Linked DNA regions of Mus musculus: region 1 is linked to region 2. A link is a contact called in ENCODE Hi-C or POLR2A ChIA-PET data. All regions are on one chromosome and are shown on one strand. Each heading gives the region's core, a stretch centred on a gene start or an enhancer-like site at or near the end of the contact. The rest is flanking DNA. Distances are from core to core; before and after follow the strand shown. Region 1 holds the start of Shisal2a (shisa like 2A). Region 2 overlaps Gm46889 (a long non-coding RNA gene).

What was found. A loop is a pair of places that touch in the nucleus more often than their neighbours do. ChIA-PET counts read pairs that join two places held with the same protein, here RNA polymerase II (POLR2A).
Region 1: a loop to region 2 is called in a map of heart, with 3 times the contacts of the local background. The contact joins the promoter of Shisal2a here to the enhancer-like site in region 2. A Hi-C loop is called at or near these places in 7 of 37 maps with a recorded cell type or tissue (heart and mouse trophoblast stem cell). POLR2A ChIA-PET finds 5 or more read pairs at or near these places in 4 of 5 experiments (Patski and embryonic stem cell).

What each region holds. Positions count from the first base shown.
Region 1 is chr4:108,381,699-108,385,147 of GRCm38, reverse strand. It overlaps Shisal2a (shisa like 2A), which reads left to right and starts at 1,493. Exons shown (of 3, transcript NM_001099303.2): 1 at 1,493-1,986. The coding sequence starts at 1,805. It overlaps Gm32297 (a long non-coding RNA gene), which reads right to left and starts at 1,925. Exons shown (of 6, transcript XR_003955247.1): 1 at 1,765-1,925.
Region 2 is chr4:108,343,241-108,346,739 of GRCm38, reverse strand. Gm46889 (a long non-coding RNA gene) reads left to right here. Exons shown (of 2, transcript XR_001784545.1): 2 at 983-1,247. Among named protein-coding and RNA genes, the nearest start is that of Gm46889, 6.2 kb to the left of the region's middle. Within about 2 kb of position 2,044, at least 1 of the 3 ENCODE cell types and tissues checked has a DNase peak (open chromatin) inside an H3K27ac peak, as active enhancers do; it is heart, where a contact is called at or near this core.

The DNA.
Region 1 (3,449 bases), core at 244-2,743, 39 kb before region 2:
ACATTGTGCTGGTTTCTCTCAAGGGCATGATCCTTCCTCTGGGTTTCTAGGAGAAAGAAGTTAATTCCTCACTGGAAAGGATTTAGGGGATTGTCGTCCACCTCAGAGAGGCCTCCCTCCTTCCCAAAGGGCTCCTCCCCTTTGTCCCTTCTGGTAAATAGAGGTCAAAATGAGCCTTCAATAGAGTAGTGCCAGTCTTCAGTGATAACAGCTCAAGAGAAGAGTTTTCTGGGAATATTAACAGTTCTTCTTGGTTTGAGGTATTGGTAACAAAACCAGGGCCCTCATGCATACTAGGCAAATGATCTATCTACCATTATCTATCATCCATGCCAAAGGTAAGTTTTTGCTCATTTTTGAGATGAGATCTGTATTGCCAGGCTTGCTTTAAACTCCTGGACTGAAGCAATCCTCCTGCCTCAGCCTGCTGAATAGTTTGGACTAGTGGCATATGCCACCAGATCTGGCTCCTTTTTGTTTATTGTTTTGGCTGACCTTTAAAAGCATTGCCCTCTTAAAACCTTTGCTATTCCCTTACACAGAGCCCCTCTGTGCCTATGATCCTGGTCCTATATTGATCCCTCCCTGTTGATTCCTCCACCAAGCTGTTTCTCAAGGGCCAGCCCGGATCTGACCTTCAGGTCAGAGGCGTGGTGTACAATGGCATCTGTGGAACTGAACTGCCTTACAGGTCAAAGGGAAAAGAAGCCGTGAAGGGGGTCAGTTAGGCTTATACCCAGCCCCCTGCAGATCCATGATCCCACACACAGCTGCCACAGCAAAGGGATGCACCACACTATCTCCTACCATCCTCTTCTGTGGAAATGCAGAGCTAAGGCTCGGAGGGACTGGGTAAATCCTCAAAGATCCTTGTTCACCCTCTCAGGGTACACTGGAGAAACTGAGGCTCGGAAGCACCTTCAGACAGGAAGGAGAACACTGTCCTTGTAGTCTAGGAACAAGTTGTGAAGGTTGGCAACCCCTAATTGAGGTGGGGGTAAAGGCTTATTCCTGAGACAATTGCTTCAATGTCTTTGGCCAAGAGCAGGGAGTGCTAAGAGTGTGTGTGAACATTGTGTGTCAAAGAGAGAGCAGGAGAGGAAAAGAAAGGCAATCAAGACTTTGAAAATATTACTGGAGGGCAGGGTGTGGACACACACCCAAAATCCCAGCATTTGGGAGTTGGAAGCCAGTCATCAAGACATCCAGGCCAATGTGGAATACAGGAGGTTTGCTGAGAGTCAGCCAGACAACAGGGTTGAAATCCCATGAGCTAAGGAGCCTGGGGAAATGACTTGTCTCTCTCTGATTCTCAGCTGCCGTCTATACAATGAAAACCCTGGTCTTCAGGTTGCTTTGCCAGTTAAATGGAGTATTATTCATCAACCCCAGAGGACCCCGTTCTGCCTGTCTTCTGCGTAGCACACAACTACCCAGAGAAGGGTCCTGGCGGCCCGCACGGTGGTACCTCGCTCAGGCGAGAGCCTCAAATATCCACCTTGCCTCTCTGGCTGTCGCGTGGTGTCTCGGCAGCCGGGGCGAGGAGGCAGCCCCCACCCTGGACTGGGTCCCCACGTGCACCCCTGCCTCCGCGCCCGCGCACCTGACCACCGGGTCCCCGGGCGCCCCGTCCTCACCGCGCGCCTCCGCGCCTTTCGCCGTGCCTTTCTCTGCAGCGCCTCTACCTGCGCACTTCCCTGCCTGCCTGGCCCTCGGGCTCTTTCTCAAGATCTGCGGGGTCTCCGGCCGTTGTCTCTCGCTCACCCGCTGTCGGTCCGTCCGTCCAGGGAGCCAAGGAGGCGCGATGAGCGGCGCCTGCTCGAGCTACGTGAGCGCTGAGCAGGAGGTGGTGCGCGGCTTCAGCTGCCCGCTGCCAGGGGGCGAAGCGGCTGCTGTCTTCTGCTGTGGCTTCCGCGACCACAAGTACTGCTGCGACGACCCGCACAGCTTCTTCCCCTACGAGCACAACTACATGTGGTGGCTCAGGTACAGGCCCTGGCTCTAACCTCACCTTGAACCCCTTCTCCCATCTTATCCCACTAGCCCACCCGCAAGCCAGCCTCTTGGAAGCCCCCACCTTCATCTAAGTGCCCTTCCCTCAAATCATCCTTACTCCTCACTGATCCTACTCTTGCTTTGTACCACATCAAACCCTTAAAGCCCCATCTCAACTCCTTCTTCATCCTGACCCCAACCATAATTTAGAGCCCCACTTGAACCTGACCAGCACTACCCCCAAAGCACTCATTCTGTCCCTATTCTGAACTTCACTCTGCCATCACTCTCAACATAATCTCAAATCACAAGCCAACCTTCACCCTAACAGCAAATACTATCTTCAGACATACAGAGGAATCCCTAACTCTACCCTTAGTCCTCACAGCGGCTCTGAGCTCTGGATGCTGTTCCGGGTACCAGCACAGTCCCAAGCCCAGCTTTATGAATTCCCTATTACTACTGCAATCTTAACCTGCCTCAGCCTCCTCCTCAAGCCTGCCTGTAAACCGTCTCATCTGTTTACCCACAACTTGACTTTAATTGGCTTTAGACCTACATCCAAACCACAACCTCAAACCTTCATCCTCACCTGATGCTCCAACCCAACCCCATCTCAGCCCAGCCTCAGCCCTTCCCTTCCCTCTCACTCTCTTTACTGGACACTTATACTTGAGTCCTGGGGGTGTACTCTATGCTCATAAACCTGGGGGTCAAGGCTTCCTGCAAGTTCAGTGTGACACAGTGGCATAATGCCACAGCAGAGGCCAGTTCCAACCATTTTAATAGTGGGGTCTGGGTGCAAATATTTCATTTTCCCTGGCCGTTCAGAAACTGGGTTGCTTGGGCCAACTCTGACAATCCTGAAACCTAAGTATGGAGATGGAGGACAGTAGGTCTTAATACCTCTGAGTCCCCAAAGGGATCCAGAAAGTAGAGCCTGATCCTCCCCCTGCTCTGGGTAAGAGGTGTCAGCAAAACTGGGGTGGTCCATGGAGAGTTTTTTGTCCCTAACAGTACACGAGCAGAAGACTGTGTGCTTTCCTGGTCTTCCTGGCTCTTTATCTACCAGAGGGAAATGACCTATCATTGTCTCCATTTCTGATTAAGGCAGAGGTAAGCACCAAACAAGAGACAAAAGCAACTAGATATACACCAATTACAACTACAAAAATGGCTTTTTCTAAGATGTCCAACCTGCAATTCCGAAACATTTTCAAATGACAAGGGTATCATATCCTGTACATTTGGCAAGTGTCTAAACACCCAAGAAATCATGCTAATTTTTTGTTTGTTCCCATGTATTTACCCATTCACTACAATCTTGACTACAGGGTCTTTGTGCAAGGCACTGAGGACACAGAAATCAATTATTCCCTGCAAGAGGACTTTCCCTTCTTGTTGGAAATGCCAACCCAGGACCTTGGGCATATTATAGACAAGTACGCTAAGAC
Region 2 (3,499 bases), core at 795-3,294:
GGTCTCCAGTTGGCTATTTGGGAAGAAGTAAAAGGTGTAGCCCTATTGGAGAAGGTGTGTTACCAGGAACTGGGTCCCAACCAAATGCTTTCTTTTATATTGCCTTATTAAAGATGTTTTATCAGACAGGTGGTGGTGGTACATGCCTTTAATCCTACAATTTGGGAGGCAGAGGCAGGCAGATCTCTTATCAGAATTTGAGGCCAACCTGGTCTGCAGAGGATGGCAAGTGTCATGGATGTTCTGATGGGTGACGGCTATGTGTAGACACAGGGGCCACTGCATCACTGCAGCCTGGAGGAACATGCAGCCTTCCAGACCAGGAGGCCAGAGACGGAAGGGGTTCCAGGAGAAAATCCAGTATAGGCAACCTGGGTACTTCTGTTGTTTCTTTCTCATTTCATTCCTAATAAACTTACCAATGGAAGTGTATATATTCAAGGTATACAATGTCTGTTAGTAGTTATCAAACACATCCACCCCCACAGTTAGCATGTGTGTACTGGCCACCTTTTGGTGGTAGCTCACACAGACTACAGGCAAATCCCTGATGCAGAAACCCAAGGAACAAGAAGGAGCCAAATACAGTGGCATGGGGGTGGGAGACACGTTGGGGAAAGGGCTGTCTTTCCGATTTAAACAGTACAGAGGACTGATACATAAACTGTATGTAATACAATTGGCACTTCTCAGGCCAGAGGAGGGGCAACAGCTGGGAACAGCTTCCACTGGGCGCCTGCTGTTCTCAGGGAGTGTGTTCAGGCAGCAGAGGAAAGAGAGGGGCCCCAAGCCCCCCCCCCCGCCCCAGGCCTACCTCTTGCAGCTGCTCTATGCCATCAACCCCCCTCCCCAGAAAGCCCCTTCCTTTGCTCCCCAGATAGTTAAATGATGGCAGCCGGGTTTTAAAGGCTAGACTCCCACAGAAGCTAACAAAACAATGGGGCAAGAAACAATGACCTAACTAAAGAATCTGCCTTCGCAGTTGCTTAACCATCCCAAGGACCTGTCGGAACGATCACTTTCTTATCTACCTGAACACAGAAGGTTGGGCAGCTTCTCCAAGATCAGAGAGTCAATAACGTGCAGAACAAAGAGTGGACACCAGTATCCGCCCTTCGGACCTAAGAAGTGAGGCCTGGGTCCACACAACCACTGCAAACCATGAGAAGGGAGGCTTCCAAGTGAAGATCTGTGTGGCAAGAGCGGCTCGGAAGTCAAAGCTTTCTAAAACTGTATTTAATCTTTTAGTATCTTCATCATTAGTATGTGTGGGTATCTGCATGCTACAGACATACAGGGAGCCTGGATTCACTTACCTTGTTTATATGAGAGTTCTGGGGATTGAACTCCAAGTATCAGGTTTTGGGGGGGGAGAGGGCAAGCACTTTTACCCACTGACTCATCTTACGAGCCCCTAAAACAATTACTTTTTAATGAGTTTTTCTCATTCCTTGTCAGATGCCCTAAACAGGTGAGTCCACCTCACTAATCCTGAATGGTGCACACTGCACAACACCATCAGGGCACTTTCTCTGCCCTGTGCTGCTCTGCACAAAAGTTTTCAAACAATTTCATAAAACAAACAAACCAAAAAAAAGTAACTTATTTTTAGATGTATTTACATCGATTTTAAAAAACAGCAAACAGCTGTTTCTTGTTCAACCCATTCACACAAGCGTCAAATCAGAATGAATGACTCCCACCATCTTTGCAATTGCCCCAGCTAAAATTTATGTTTCTCTTTAAATTCATGCTTGACTGTACTCTTAAATTTTGTTCTCCAGTTGCCTCAGTCTCTTCCCCGCCCTCCCTTGCCTCACAGTCTTTGCTCAGGCCCCATATCATCCATATGTCCCACGCTGGAATTTTTTTTTTTTTTTTTTTTTTTTTTTTTTGGAAACAGAGCCTCATTATGCAGCCCCGAGCGGCTTGGAATTCAATCCTCTAAATCCCCGGAGCTCCGGGATTATAAGCACACACCACATCTGGCTTGAAATGTAACATTCTGACAGCTAACCTTCTCTATTGTTCCCAGGTCCATCTCAGGATGTGACCTAATGAGGCAGGCACCTCAGGTCCCAGGCAGAAATTACTCCATAAATGAGAGTGAGTACACAAGGGCCAAGTGAACTGTCCCTTCAGAATCTCAGAAGCCATCGTGTGACTGTGAAAACAGGATTCTTCTCTCTCTCTCTTTTTTCTTTGTTTGGTTTTTCAAGACAGGGTTTTTCTGTGGAGTCCAGGAACTCCCTCTGTGGACCAGACTGGACTTTAATTCAGAGCTCTACCTGCCTCTGCTGTGCGGTTCAAAGCCATCACACTTGACTTTGTTTGTTGTTTGTTTGGTTTTGTTTTTCAAGACAGGGTTTTTCTGTGTAGCCCTGGCTGTCCTGGACCTCACTCTGTAGACCAGGCTCACACTTGGCTTTGCAAAGATGATTCTTGCAAAGAAAAAGGCCAAAGTATTAGCGACAGAGAATGCCCGTATTTATGAAGTGTTTTGAATAATTTTAATGTTTAAAAAATTATTATCTTTATGTTTTGTCTATGTGTATGCATACACTCATGTGTGCCTGGTGCCTGAAGAGGTCAGAAGAGGGCATTGGATCCTTTGGAACTGGAGCTAGGGGTAGCTGTAAGGCACTACGTAGGTACTGGGAACCCGTGTCTTCTGCAAAAGCAGCAACTACTCTTAACTACTGAGCAGTCTCCCTCTTCCGGCTGTTTTGTTGTTGTTTTGATTTTTCAATACAGGGTTTCTTTGTCTAACAACCCCGACTGTCCTGGAACTCACTCTGTAGACCAGACTCACAAAGATCCACCTGTCTCTGCCTCCCAAATGCTGGACCAATTCTTAATTTTAAAAAGGGCTAATTTTGGGAGCTGGAGAGATGGCTCAGAAGTTTGAGTGTACTGGCTGCTCTTCCAGGGTTCTGAGTTCAATTCCTAGCAACCACATGGTGGTGCAAAACCATCTATAATGAGATACAGTGCCCTCCTCTGGTGTGCAGGCATACATGCAGGCAGAACATCTATACATAGTAAACAAGTCTTTAAGAAAAAAAGAAAGCTAATTTTCTTTTTTTTTTAAGATTTCTTTATTATTATATCTAAGTACATTGTAGCTGTCTTCAGACACCTAGAAGAGGGCATCAGATCTCGTTATGGATGGTTGTGAGCCACCATGTGGTTGCTGGGATTTGAACTCAGGACCTTCGGAAGAGCAGTCAGTGCTCTTAACCGCTGAGCCATCTCTCCAGCCCGAAAGCTAATTTTCATTATGTGTATGGGTACATGCACGTGAGTGCAGGCATCCCCAAGGCCAGAGGCACTGTATCCACGGGTTTGTAATCACAGGCCGTTGTGAGCTGCCTGACATGGTTGCTGAGAATCAAAGTCAGGTCCTCTGTAAAGACAGTATGTGTTCTTCATCACTGAGCCATCTCCTGTCCCAGAATATAACACTCAGTTTCTGGATGGGGCCTAGAGGGACATTATT